Linked DNA regions of Mus musculus: region 2 is linked to region 1. The links are chromatin loops, found by intact Hi-C in ENCODE. Cell type or tissue: left cerebral cortex. All regions are shown on one strand. Each heading gives the region's core, and the rest is flanking DNA. Links, peaks and the distances in the headings are about the cores only.

Evidence for each region. Peaks named below come from ENCODE experiments on the same cell type or tissue, not always from the same donor. Only the 100,000 strongest peaks of a DNase experiment are listed, where the experiment ranks them.
Region 2: it touches region 1 in a loop (4-fold over the local background); 5 of 42 quality-filtered maps call a loop at or near these places.

The regions. Positions count from the first base shown.
Region 1 is chr6:70,337,019-70,344,732 of GRCm38, forward strand. It overlaps Igk and Igkv8-19. Among named protein-coding and RNA genes, the nearest start is that of Gm46962, 120 kb to the left of the region's middle. In left cerebral cortex, for the core only: a CTCF peak has its summit at 5,331 (motif pointing right); DNase peaks (open chromatin) are centred at 3,884, 4,557 and 5,298.
Region 2 is chr6:70,143,878-70,151,591 of GRCm38, forward strand. It overlaps Igk and Igkv8-28. Among named protein-coding and RNA genes, the nearest start is that of Gm46962, 73 kb to the right of the region's middle. In left cerebral cortex, for the core only: a CTCF peak has its summit at 3,336; DNase peaks (open chromatin) are centred at 3,295 and 4,018.

The sequences.
Region 1 (7,714 bases), core at 1,403-5,402:
GGAGAGAAAGGAAGATGAAAGAAAGGAAGAATGAAAGAAAGAAAGAGAGAGAGGGAGGGAGGGAGGGAGGGAGGGAGGGAGGGAGGGAGGGAGGGAGGGAGGGAGGGAGGGAGGAAGAAAAGTTTCAGGGCAGAAAGTTAGCTCAGTTGTTCAGATCACTTGCTTCTTCTCTTGTAAAACACTCAGGTTTGACTCATTCCAAGCATTTATATGGTGATTCTTATCCATCCACATACATACATACATACATACATACATACATACATACATACATACATACAGTTTGAGATGTGAGCCTTCTGCCTTCTTTTGGCTTTCATAGTCTAACCCTCTGAGTGTCCATAGGAATCCTTTCTTTACAAGTTTGTTTGTTCATGGTATTTATCACAACAATAGAAAATTATTAAAAAGGGTTAATCCTTCAGCAGATAGGATATTACACCTGGAGGAAGATACAAATAAAACATAAACAATTGTATGTGTTCCATAATACTGTCATGTCTTACTGTATCCATGAAGTCCAAAACCAGTTAATCAGTTTATTTTTAAGGAATACATATAAAGCATTAATTAGCATTATTTACATGGGGCCTTGGATTTTGCCTTTAAAATATTAAATTAACTCATGAATATTAGATGGAAGCCTGAAAGTTAGAGTCTATCAACACAACATCATATTTCTTTAGGATGGTGTGAGATTTCTGGGTTTCCAGATTTGAGAGTAGATAAGAAGAATTCAGAGTGATATGTGACCCATACGGAAGAAGCAGGGGATGGGCAAATGGCTTGGAAACAAAACTGTTACATGTACTATCTCACTTATAAATCTTAGATTTTAAACTCAATTATATAAATATAATCATAATTGTAATGGGTGTGTAGTAGGGAAACTAGGAGAGGGAAGAAGACTTGTGGAGAAACAAAACATGGAACACAAAGAAAAAGAGGGTAAGTGTGTGTCTTAGCTGCGATTACTATTACGATGAAATATCATGACCACAATAAACTTAAAGGATGCAAGAATTTAGTAGACTTACACTTCCAGGTGTAACAGTCCACATAACAGCCCATCACTGAAGAAAGTTAGAGCAGGAATTTAAACAGGGTAGGAACACAGAGGCAGGAGCTGACCAGAAGCCATGGAGAAGTGTTGCTTACTTGCTTCCACACTCATGGCTTTCTCAGTTCTATTTGCTATAGAACGCAGCTACAAGACAAAGGGCTGGCCTCACCCACAATGGACTGGATTTTTTACTGTCAATCAGGAATTAAGAAAATGCCCTACAAGCTTGTTCACAGTCTAGTCTTTTTTTAAAAAACATTTTTATTAGATATTTTCTTCATTTACATTTCAAATGCTATCCCAAAAGTCCCCTATACACTTCCCCTGCCCTGCTCCCCAACCCACCCACTCCCACTCTCTGGCCCTGGCATTCCCCTTACTGGGGCACATAATCTTTGAAAGACTAAGGGCCTCTCCTCTCAATGAAGGCTAACTAGGCCATCTTCTGCTACATATGCAGCTAGAGACACAAGCTCTGGGGGTACTAGTTAGTTCATATTGTTGTTCCTCCTATAGGGTTGCAGACCCCTTCAGCTCCTTGGGTACTTCCTCTAGTTCCTCCATTGGGGGCCCTGTAGCAGCTTTATTTATAATAGCCAGAAGCTGGAAAGAACCCAGACAGTATTTCAACAAACAATGCTGTCACAACTGGTGGTTATCATGTAGAAGAATGCAAATTGAACTATTCTTAGCTCCTTATACAAAGCTCAAGTCTAAGTGAATCGAGGAACTCCACATAAAACCAGAGACACTGAAACTTATAGAGGAGAAAGTGGGAAAAGGCCTCGAAGATATGGGTACAGGGGGGAAATTCCTAAACAGAACAGCAATGGCTTGTGCTGTAAGATGGAGAATTGACAAATGGGACCTCATAAAATTTCAAAGCAAAAGATACTGTCAATAAGACAAAAAGTCCACCCACAGATTAGGAAAGGATCTTTAACAATCCTAAATCAGATAGGGGACTAATATCCAATGTATATAAAGAACTCAAGAAGATGGACTCCAGAAAATCATATAACCCTATAAAAAATAATAGGGTACAGAGCTAAACAAAGAATTCTCAACTGAGGAATACTGAATAGCTGAGAAGCACCTGAAAAAAAAATGTTCAACATCCTTTATCATTAGGGAAATGCAAATCAAAACAACCCTGAGATTCCACCTCACACCAGTCAGAGTGGCTAAGATCAAAAATTCAGGTGACAGCAGATGCTGGCGAGGATGTGGAGAAAGAGGAACACTCCTCCATTGTTGGTGGGATTGCAAGCTTGTACAACCACTCTGGAAATCAGTCTGGTGGTTCCTCAGAAATTGGACATAGTCCTACCGGAAGATCCAGTAATTCCTCTCCTGGGCATATACCCAGAAGATATTCCAACCTGTAAAAAGGACACATGCTCCACTATGTTCATAGCGCCTTATTTGTAATAGCCAGGAGCTGGAAAGAACCCAGATGTCCCTCAACAGAGGAATGAATACAGAAAATGTGGTATATTTACAAAATGGAGTACTACTCAGGAATTAAAAACAATGAATTCATGAAGTTATTAGGCAAATGGCTGCATCTTGCGAATATCATCCTGAGTGAGGTAACCCAGTCAGAAAAGAACACACATGGTATGCACTCACTGAAAAGCAGATATTATCCCAAAAACTTAGAAAATCCAAGATACAATTTACAAAACACATGAAACTCAAGAAGAAGGAAGACCAAAGTGTGGATACTTCATTCCTTTTTAGAATCTGGAACAAAGTACCCATGGAAGGAGTTACAGAGACAAAGTTCGGAGCTAAGATGAAAGGAAAGACCATCCAGAGATTTCCTCACCAAGGGATCCATGCACCAAACCCAGATACTACTGCGTATACCAGAAATATTTTGCTGACAGGACCCTGACATAGCTCTCTCATGTGAGTCTATGCCAATGTCTGGCAAATACAGAAGTGGATGTCCACAGCCACCTATTGAATGGATCACAGGGCCCCCAATGAAGAAGCTAGAGAAAGTACCCAAGGAGCTAAAGGGGTCTGCAACCCTATAGGAGGAACAATGATATGAACTAACCAGTACCCCCATAGCTGTGTCTCTGGTTGCATAGTAGCAGAAGATGACCTAGTTGGCCATCAATGGGAGAAGAGGTCCTTGGTATTGCAAAGATCATATGCCCCAGTACAGGGGAATACCAGGGCCAGGAAGCAGGAGTAGGTGGGTTAGGGTGCAGGACAGGGAGAGAGAATAGGGGGCTTTAGGGATAGCATTTGAAATGTAAATGAAGAAAATATCTAACAAAAATGAAAAAGGAATGTAAATAGAAGAATCAGAAAAGGAAAAATTCAGAAAAATATGGATATCACTAAGCAAGTAAGAAAAGCCCCTATGTAGTAGAAAAAGCAAGAAACAAATATTTTTTGTATACTCCTAACCAAGACAGTTTCCCAACATCACCACATCAGCACATAGTTGCTTACATTGGATACCAGATATATAGAACTATAAAAAGATCAACTCCTCATATTCAATCAACGAAGTTTGTGATAAATTGTTACAGAATGAAAAGAAAATCAATACTGTGGTATTTTTCTGAATTTTGGTGTATAGAATACTTATACCAAAAACATAAGACGCATGGAAGACATTATTTTATACTGGGCTCTGTAAACATTTTCTTCAGTTTTTCAGGCATGCTAGGTGTCAGGCAGAAGGAGGAAGTGTGCATAGCCAGGGCTGTGTGTGATGTACACTGTTGTTGAGACTCTTAAGGAGGTTTGTGTAGGAGGCTGAAGCACTGTGGGAGGATAACTATAATCATTCTGACAGTAATAAACTGCCAGGTCTTCAGCCTGCACACTGCTGATGGTGAGAGTGAAATCTGTTCCAGATCCACTGCCTGTGAAGCGATCAGGGACCCCAGATTCCCTAGTGGATGCCCAGTAGATCAACAGTTTAGGAGGCTGCCCTGGTTTCTGCTGGTACCAGGTCAAGTAGTTCTTTTGATTTCCACTGTTTAACAGACTCTGACTGGACTTGCAGCTCATAGTGACCTTCTCTCCTGCTGTCACAGTCAGGGAGGATGGAGACTGTGTCATCACAATGTCCCCACAGGTACCTGAAATAATGAATAGACAGTGAAAATGCATAGCTACACTAATATATATGTATTATAATTACAGTTGTAATTTGTCATTTAAATGTCCTTAAAATGTCATAATATCAAAACATTATTGTGTAAGAAATACTATATACTGGCATATATTATAAATTGCTTATTACAAAGATGAAACTTTGAAAAGGTTTTAATACTTTAAATTTCTTACCAGATACCCAGAACAGCAGGGACATGAGGACCTGAGTCTGTGATTCCATCTTGCTCCACCTGCCTTTCAGATGTAGATCAGTCACAATGCAAAGGCCTGGTTTATAAATTCTGAGAAGGTGGGCTGGGCTGGAGGAACCCATGCAAAGCTGACAGAAAATAAATAGCAAATGCCTGGACAATGTGTGAGTGGGTGCCTGGTGTCAATCAAAAGGCAAAAATGTCACCAGAGAAAGCATAAGAAAACACTGAAAATGATTGGCTTCCTCATCACCAACAAAAATCCACTATGTCATCTTAAAGGTTTGGTTAAAATCCAAGACATATTTAAATCAGTTGACTATTTTTGAAACTTTAGGAGAGCTATCTCAGATTAACCATTCTAGAAAACATGATAAAATATGCTGAGAAAAAAATCACAAGAATACAGGAAAGAAACAGAGCAAGAAAAATGTCCTATAAAAAATAGTAATGGATAGGACGGGAAAGAAAAAAATTTTAAAAATGAAGCTAAATTTGTTTATTGTCTCTCATCCTCATATCTACTCTTACAAGGAGAACATGGACAGTGCCTCAGACATTTGGGACCCAACTTCCAAAATAAACATGGGACAGAGATGCAAGAAGAAGCCCAGATTAGCTCTTTGGAAATCCTTGGGGACATTACTTTAAGCATAGGATCAGAGAAGATTTAATCTCAAAGCAAAGGCAAACCCAACAGAAACTAACAATCATGTTTCCCACTGCTTCAGGGAACTTAAAGAGGTTTCTAACTTTGGGAAAATGGCCGAGAATAAAACAAATCAGTTTTCTCCACCTCATCATGCCTGGACACCATCAATACCAAAAAGGTTTATTTCACAAAGGCATGTTCTAGAGAAGTCTAGAAATTAGCAGGATTAAAACTGGCGAAATATGGTCTTGCTCACACTTCAGAAATTCTCCAGAAGGGGGCATACCACCCTAAATCAAGAAATAAATTTACAGAGATAGACCACAACATCTGAGATTTTTCACATCTAAAGGGAAAAAAAATGTTTGCGTGTGTTTCATATCAGTAGCGATAACAGATATGAAAAACCGCCTGCATTCAGATTAGTGAATTATGAGAGTATATATATATATATATGAGGTAAATTATAAATATAGTATTATGTGTAACATACAAGAAACAGAAAAATAAACAAAATATCGTGACAATGAGATTCATATCTGTATTCCAGAATGGAGAGATAAAAGTAATAGATCCATAAGATTACAGCTATCCTAGGGTACAAAATTTCTAGGCCATTCTAATCTATGCATGGAGACAAGATTTCTAGATGTATGTCATTAACCAACTACCTAAGATAGCACTTGGTATTTGATATCCAAAGTGAATTATTCATCTGATATTAATGTGTTAACATTAAACCAGAATATTGTTGAAATTAAATATGCATTTAATCGGTATCCATTTTTCTTCTATTTTACATTAAGTATGTAATGCAAATTATACAGCAATTTTTCAGGTATAAAACACTAAATAATTTGTGATAAGAAATGTTCAGATCTCATTTATAAACTGCTAACATACCAACATAACAGAGAGACGATTTGTGGATTAAGAAAGCTCTGAATTTCTGGTGTTGGCAGACCTGGTTGTCCCTGAGGGCAGCAGGACTCCAGGGATACAGGTAAAGCTGGTAATCTGATGGCAGCAGGCCACTGGGACTGCAAGGAGAGCCGTTTGTCCTGAGTGGCAGCAGGCTTCCAGAGATACAGGCAGAGCTGGTAGTCACTGATGGCTTCAGGTAGTCACTGATAGCTACAGGTCTCTGGATGTCCCAGGTTTCAGCAGGCCTCAAGGATTGCCAATAGAGGTGTGGACCAGTAGAGATAGGAAATAGAGGGCAGGGCAAACCTCACAGCTGCTGGGCTTGCTGGAGGAGAGGGCAGGTCCTGGATGGTAGCAGGACTCCAGAGAAGCAGGCAGAGCTGTGCCTCAGGGCATAAAGAGTAAACAGTATAGGAGCAACTCCCTGCTGTGTTTTTCTGGAGGGGCCACCAGGAAGGGAATTGGATTGGGACTCTCACCTGTTGATCCCTGATGGCTGCAGGCCTCCAGGATTGCAGGCCTCTGTGTGGACCACAAGATGGAGTGCAGCAAGAAAAGATCAACCTTACTGCTGCTGGGTACACTAGAGAACACAGCAGACCTGGGATGGGGAGGGAAATAGGGGGTAGAGGGGAACCTAGCATAATTGTTCTCTGAGAGGCTCCACTCTGCACTGGTCAAAACAGATGAAGAGACAATGTTTAAGGAGTCTTGTGAAAGAGTTAGGGGAAGAGTTGAGGGACCCAGAGGAGACGGAGACTCCATATGACACAGAGCCAACTAACCTGGGTCCTTGAGGGGCTCCCAGAGACTGAACAGACAACCAGACAGCATTCATGGGCTGAACCTAGCACCTTCCTACTCATTCACTGCACATAGCAGATGTGAAGCTTGGTATTCATGTGAATCCCCCAATAACGGGAGCAAGAACTCTCCCTGACTCTGTTGCCTGACTGTGGACTCTCTTCCTCTAACTGGACTGACTGGTCTGGTTTCAGTGGGAACGGATGTGCCCAGTTCTGAAGTGAGTTAATGTGCCAGAGTGGGTTGGTATGATGGGGACCTCCCCTTTCTCAGAGGAGAATGGAGGGGTATATGAGGTAGGAAAGTGTCCAAAGGGGATACTGGGAGGAGAAGGGGGCTGTGATAGGGATGAAACTTGAATTAATGAATGAATGAATGAACAAAATATTTCCCAATATCAAACTGAAGAATATACCAGATGAACAACAATCCCCATCAGTGTCTAATAAGTTGTCATATGATTTCAATCCTCGTTAAACCTAATACTTCACTTTGTGACAACCCAGTGAGCTCAGACTGTGCTCCCATGTCTTTTATGGCTGCTCATTCAGATTGGACAGATGGAGACAGGGGTCTGACAAATACAAAGATGCCTGCAGTTAAACATGGGCTTATCACAGAATATAAGGAGAGAGCATAGGGGCTTGGGAGGTAAAATTTCCATGTTCTTTTGTGTATAATCACAAAAGCCTGACAACCTTATTTACTGCTTTTCCCACAAATATGGTCTCCACAATATGTCCTGGTGCATTTGATTCCTTGGGCTGTCGTTTAAAATGCACTACAATTCAACTGACTCAAAATAACACAGATGAACTTCCTCCAGCCTTTGGAGCCAGGAAGTCTGAAGTTGATTACCTTGAGCTCCTGGGACACGGTAGCCTCTTCCATGGATCCACCATGCCTGGAGGCCTAGGAAAAGTCAGTCAGTCT
Region 2 (7,714 bases), core at 1,673-5,672, 190 kb before region 1:
GACTGTGTCATCACAATGTCCCCACAGGTACCTGAAATAATGAATAGACAGTGAAAATGCATATCTACACTAATATATATTATAACAACAGTTGTAATTTGTCATTTAAATGTCCTTAAAATGTCATAATATCAAAACATCATTGTGTAAGAAATACTATACACTGGCATATATTGTAAATTGCTTATTACAAAGATGAAACTTTGAAAAGGTTTTACTACTTTAAATTTCTTACCAGATACCCAGAACAGCAAGGAGATGAGGACCTGAGTCTGTGATTCCATCTTGCTCCACCTGCCTTTCAGATGTAGATCAGTCACAATGCAAAGGCCTGGTTTATAAATTCTGAGCAGCTGGGCTGGGCTGGAGGAACCCATGCAAAGCTGACAGAAAATAAAAAGCAAATGCCTGGACAATGTGTGAGTGGGTGCCTGGTGTCAATCAACAGGCAAAAATGTCACCAGAGAAAGCATAAGAAAACACTGAAAGTGATTGGCTTCCTCATCACCAACAGAAATCCACTATGTCATCTTAAAGGTTTGGTTAAAATCCAAGACATATTTAAATCAGGTGACTTTTTTGAAACTTAAAAAGAGCTATCTCAGATTAACCATTCTGCAAACATGATAAGATATGCTGAGAAAAAAAAACCACAAAGAACACAGGAAAGAAACAGAGCAAGAAAAATGTCCTATAAAAAATCTTAATGGATAGGAAGGGAAAGAAAAAAAATTTAAAAATGAAGCTAAATTTGTTTGTTGTCTCTCATCCTCATATCTACTCTGATAATGAGAACATGAACAGTGCCTCAGATATTCGGGCCCCAACTTCCAAAATAAACATGGGACAGAGATGCAAGAAGAAGCCCAGATTAGCTCTGTGGAAATCCTTGAGGACATTACTTTAAGCATAGGATCAGAGAAGATTTAATCTCAAAGTAAAGGCAAACCCAACAGAAACTAACAATCATGTTTCCCACAGCTTCAGTGAATTTAAAGAGGCTTCTAACTTTGGAAAAATGGCAGAGAATAAAACAAGCCAGTTTTCTCCACCTCATCATGCCTGGACACCATCAGTACCAAAAAGGTTTATTCCACAAAGTCATGTTCTAGAGAAGTCTAGAAATTAGCAGGATTAAAACTGGCTAAATATGAACTAACCAGTACCCCAGAGCTCTTGTCTCTAGTTGCATATGTATCAAAAGATGGCCTAATAGGCCATCACTTGAAAGAGAGGCCCATTGGACTTGCAAACTTTATATGCCCCAGTACAGGGGAACGCCAGGGCCAAGAAGTGGGAGTTGATGGGTATGGGAGTGGGGGGGGGGGGTATGGGGGACTTTTGGTATAGCATTGGAAATGTAAATGAGCTAAATACCTAGTAAAAAAAATGGAAAAAAAACTGGCTAAATATGGTCTTGCTCACACTTCAATAATTTTCCAGAAGGGGGCATACCACCCTAAATCAAGAAATAAATTTACAGAGACTAGCAGACCACAGCATCAGAGATTTTTCATATCTAAAGGAAAAAATATTTGAGTGTGTTTCATATCAGTAGCGATAACAGATATGAAAAACAACCTGCATTCAGATTAGTGAATTATGAGAGTATATATATGAGGTAAATTATAAATACAGTATTATGTGTAACATACAAGAAACAGAAAAATAAACAAAATATCATGACAATGAGATTCATGTCTGTATTCCAGAATGGAGAGATAGAAGTAATAGATCCATAAGATTACAGCTATCCTCGGGTACAAAATTTCTAGGCCAGTCTAATCTATGCATGGAGACAAGATTTCCAGATGTATGTCATTAATCAACTACCTAAGATAGCACTTGGTATTTGATATCCAAAGTGAATTATTCATCTGATATTAACGTGTTAACATTAAACCAGAATATTGTTGAAATTAAATATGCATTTAATCAGTATCCATTTTTCTTCTATTTTAAATTAAGTATATAATGCAAATTATACAGCAATTTTTCAGGTATAAACCACTAAATAATTTGTGATAAGAAATGTTCAGATCTCATTTATAAACTGCTAACATACCAACATAACAGAGAGACGATTTGTGGATTAAGAAAGCTCTGAGTCTCTGGTGTTAGCAGACCTGGATGTCCCCGAGGGCCGCAGGACTCCAGGGATACAGATAGAGCTGGTAATCTGATGGCAGCAGGCCACTGAGATTGCAAGGAGAGTTGTGTGTCCTGAGTGGCAGCAGGCTTCCAGAGTTACAGGCAGAGCTGGTAGTCACTGATGGCTTCAGGTAGTCACTGATAGCTACAGGTCTCTAGATGTCCCAGGTTTCATTAGGCCTCCAGGATTGCCAGTGGGTCATTAATGATCACAAGGCCTCTTAATGCCTCACAATTTATTTGGACCCCTAAATATTGTTAGTTCTTTATGGTGTTTTATTAAAGAATCTTTTTAAGTTTTGGAAAATTTATAGATGCATACAGTAAATTTTTATCATATTTCCTCCCACTCCTCCCAAATTTAACACCTCTCCCAACTTTATGCGCTCTCTCTGTGTCTCTCTTGCTCCCTCTAATATCCTACTATTTCTATAATTCATTACTATTTTTTATAGGACATTTTTCTTACTCCATTTCTTTCTTGTATTCCTGTGATTTTCTTGAAAGAAAGAATCTGTCAGATGTTGTGGTGCATGCCTATAATCTTAGGATTTGGAAAATGGAAGCAAGAAGATCAGGAACTCATAATTATCCTTGGCTATATAGTGAGTTCAAGGCCAGCCTGGGCTTCATGGGATCCTGTCTCAAAAAAAGGAAAAAAATATCTCATTTTGTTATAGCTATGACCACATCATGGAGTGTGTTTCCAAATTGCATGGCCTGAGGCAACTAGACACCCTTTTAGAAGAATTTACATTTGTTTCATTAATGATCAAGAGATACTAGATGAAATAAATATAGAACAAATATTCAGGGCTCAGAAAAGTGCCATCTGCCCTCACCTGGAAGCAGAGGGATTCAGTAACCTTGAGCACAATCTCCATGAGTTTCAGTTTCCTACTTACCAAAACACTACAGGACCTCACCAGTATATCATGGAAACACAGTCTCTCCCACCATAGGCCTGCTCCAACTGTCATCAAAGGAATCCCTCTAAGGGTCTTACTAATGTGTTTTCAAAGTAAGTCCTGCTAGAGGATGGGGTAATTTTCCCTCACAAGGTCTCTGTCCCTATAGTGTTTCTCTTGTACTTGAATAAGGTAGCAACAGCCTGGGACCCTGTCTCAGGACCTACTGGGCTCCTTGCCAGGCTCCTGCCCCTAGTGGTAGGTTATGGAGACACACCAGTTTAGCCTCCTGTCATGTGTTCATCCCATATCTTCTTTCCTTCTGATGATCAAAATCCATCTCTATGCAAATGGTCAGGACATTCTTATTTGCAGTAAGTGAAAGATTTCCAGAGTAATGGGAAGGTTGGAGTTCACTGCTATAAACTGTGTAGAATTCATCCAGAATAGAAAATGTTTACCTTAACTCTTAGGAACTAGGACTCTAAGAGCTTAAGGGGGTTATGTATTCCAGGTCTCCTGAGGTATGCCAAAAACCCATAAATATTAAGGCAAATTCTAGCCTCATCCCCTGATGCCTCAGCAAAGAGCGGAGACAGCATTCTAGCTCACTCTCCAGTTCCTAGCTTGTTATATTATATTATTATAATAGATACTACTTGATCTGTCCAATGCCTTCAGTGTATTCATGAAAAGAATGAGTCTATTATGGGGTGTTTATCTCTGATTCCCCATGTCAGATGAAATCTCATCATAAGAAATGTTAAATATGTCATACATGTATACTGTCTTCCTGTCAGAGACCATCCCGTGAGAAAGTGAGCCCTTCACAATCTCCCTAACAGGCCAAATGGCCTCGTGCTAAGAGCTGGTTATCACTCCCTTCCTCCCTATTCCCTTCCTGGCACCTAAGGCTGTAAAAGCTGAATTACAGTCCCCTCTTCCCTATCTCTTCCTGAGTTCCTATGACAACCAAGGACATGAGTCACGCCTGAGCCCAGCCTGACACCCAAGGCTGTCAAGGAGGATCGATGTTCCAGAGATAAGATGAAAAGTGCCCGCTGCTTAGCGCCTGACTTCGGCCCCCATGTCAGCAGATGCCCACTTCTTTGTTCTTTGTATAATTCTCCCTCGACCCCTCCCATATTCCCCGCGATGTATGCTTTAAAAAGAAGGCACCTCAGCATAGTAAACGAGACCTTGATAGGTACCCTTCCTGGTCTCCTATTCCTATTTTTCTTCCTTCCATCTCCTTCCAGGTTTGTGGTCCCCCTCACACCCACGAATAACTGAATCCCACGGGACGGGATATCTTCCCACACTTATTTAGGTGTTGCCGTCTTCGGAGGCCTCCTCTTACTGTTCCCTAGAAAACCTTATCTTCTTTTTTGTTTCACATATTAGGTATTTTCTGTGGTAATTTGTCTATGTGCTGTCATCAGAAAGCAAGCTTCCTGGGGATGAGAGAATTCAATTTTCTCAAGGTTATATCTTCATTTGAAGGGTGATACACATTTTGGGCAGTCAGTAAATATCAAATGAACAATTGTCAGACTCCTTCCAGTTGAGCAGAGAATTATTTAGGGATAAATAGAAACTATCCCACCTGCATCTTCCATGAGAGTTTATAGTGATTTTAAAACAGAGAGAAAACAATTATTTAGCCTGTCTCCAACATTTTCCTGTCTCAACCTCTATAGCTAAAGATGGGCTGTGTGCAGAGAAAGGTCAAGCATTGCCAACCTGACTGGATTGGACTGAAATAGGAGATGCACCTCTGAGTGTGTCTGTGAAGGTGTTTCGAGGAAGATGCTACAGAGGAGGGAAGACCTACCCTGAATTTGAGGGACACCATCCCAAGGTGTGGGAGAGGATCTCAAACTGAACCAAAGGGAAACAAGGGGCCTAGGAGTTGGCTCAGCAGGTAAAGAGCTTGCTGAACAAGCCTGAGGCATGAATTTGATTACTGGATCCCATAGTAAAAAGAGATTAGGCTCCTTCATGTTGTCCTCTGGCCCCTTCAGGGTCCACAAAGCAGTGATTCCATGAGGACATGTATGCCATGGTACCACATACAATGATAACTTTTAAGGAAAAAAGCACCCAGCTGAGCATTGGCTTTTCCTATCCTGTTTATTGGCCAGCACATAAAACCATAACCTCTTTCATCCATGCCTTCCTTTTGGTAAGGAAATGTATCTTCTGAAGTGTGAGCCAAGCCACAGCCATGCTCCCTGAGGTGTGGTCGCAGGCAAGGCATTTCATAACTATTTTTCCTTGTTGGCTGTCAAAATGGGCAGTTCGATATTTAATTCCATTTGGGTAGTTTTAAAACAATGATGATGCTTCTCCCAATCTGGGTTTTAGTAGACACTGCATAATTTTTTCCATAGGGGGAAAAATTCCCCAGATAGAACTAGACTTGGTGTTTGCTAATAGGATTGTTCAAAAGGTAATGTTCAAAAACCTCTGAAAGCAATTACCACTATTTCTCCCCTCCATTCTTAAAACAATGCAATTTTCCATTATTCCTCCATTCGAAGGAGATTCGTATCTACAAATAGATAATTTATATAACCTTTCTATTGTATAACTTGAATTAACATCCTTCCCTGGGTATTTAACTTCAATTAATTTACTTCTGTTTTCTGTATGAGCCTCTTTTCAGGATGATTTATGGATGAATGCCATGATAAGCTATCGCAGAATTTCTGTGCATTCAAAGAATTTGGCTGCTTGTGAAGGATCAACCTTTTAAATTATCATCAACCTTTCCATTCCCATCAGATTCAAGCTTGCTTTCTGTGGCCTGCCTTCTCTCAGCAGAAACTGTCAGCATCCCCACCTTAGTTAAGAAACCAATTCACCCAGCCTCCTAATTTTAAAGGGATGGTATATGTTTTCCATTTAGGGATCACCAATTAATTTTTAAAAGTGAGTTCTTGCCCCACATTGAGGATTCCATATGTAGTATTAATTATTATTAAATTCCAGTGTGGCATTGGTTTCCACCTCAATGGTTTATGTTCCTGAATGAAAGACACACACACACACACACACACACACACACACACACATAAACACACACTAAGTCTTTATATTTTTATATGCCTTAAGCTGCACAACAGCTGGGGGACTGCCTAGCCTCCTTGCTACACATATGTATGAATCTATGTATGTACGATGTGTGTGTGTGTGTGTGTGTGTGTTTGTAAACCTTTCTGTCTCCCTTTGTATAAAGTCCGATTAACATTCACACATCTTATCATTTGTTTGAAATGAAAACCTTAACTTCTTATTTTCTATATTTGATAGTTTTCATTCTTCAAAAAAGGCTGAAACAACTTCTCAACATGACAAAACACTTAAAACTTTCATCCAGATAAAAATGTCTCAGGGAGTTTAGTGGCCAGTTGGGGTGGGGGTGGGGGGCTTCTACTTGGAGATGGAATGGGATGAGGGGGAGGTGTCAAATATGGAACTGTGAGTGGGTGAATGGGGTGTGGGGAATGGAATGTGGAGTGTAAAAAAATAAATTAAAAATAAAATAATTTTAAAAAAAGACAGGTGATAGAAAATAAAAGGAAAATTAACCCAGCTGTTTGGGAATGCAGCAAAAGTTGGGGGGAGGGCACATGTCTTCTACAGAAGCACCTAAGAGAATGCCTCAGAAAACAGATTAGACCATACAAAGCTCAGAGAGGAACTCTTTACCTATGCATAGGGCCTAACGTTTTATAAAGGGCACAAGGTCTGAAAAACATGACTGTGGGCTCATCCATGTGTAAAAGATAAATACTCTATAGAGGATAACATTGAACTGAGCCTGCCAGATTTACGAAGTCTATCAGTAAGTTTGTGATTCATGAAAAGTTAAATGAGAATTTGTGGGACAGTGGAAACAACAAATTTATGTATTCGTTGATTACATATTTTTTCTTTTTTTCTTAAAAATTTTCTTCATTTACACTTCAAATTATATCCCCTTTCCTACTTTCCCCTCCAAAAATCCCCTATCCTCTCTCCCCACCCCCCTGCTCCCCAACCCACTCCTCTCCCACTTCCTGGCCCTTCCATTCTCCTACACTGGCACATAGAACATTCAGAGGACCAAGGGCCTCTCTTCCCATTGATGACCTACTAGACCATCCTCTTTACATATGCAGTTAGAGCCAGAAATCCCTCTATGTGTTTTCTTTGATTGGTGCTTTAATCAAAGGGAGCTCTGGGGGGTACTGGATGGTTCATATTGTTATTCCTCCTAGGGGGCTGCAAAACCCTTCAGCGCCTTGGGTACATTCTCTAGCTCCTTCATTGTGCACCCTGTGGTACATGTAATGGATGACTGTGAGCATCCACTTCTGTATTTGTCAAACACAGGCAGAGCCTCTCAGGAGATAGCTATATCAGTCTCCTGTCAGCAAGCACTTATTGGCATCTGCAATAGTGTCTGGGTTTGCTGGTTGTTTATGGGATGGATCTCTAGATGGGGCAGTTTCTGGATGGTCATTCCTTCAGTCACTGCTCCAAACTTTGTCTCTGTAACTCCTTCCATGGATATTTTGTTACCCCTTCTAAGAAGGATTGAAGTATCCACACTTTGTTCTTCCTTCTTATTGAGTTTCATGTGTTTTCCATATTGTATCTTGGGTATT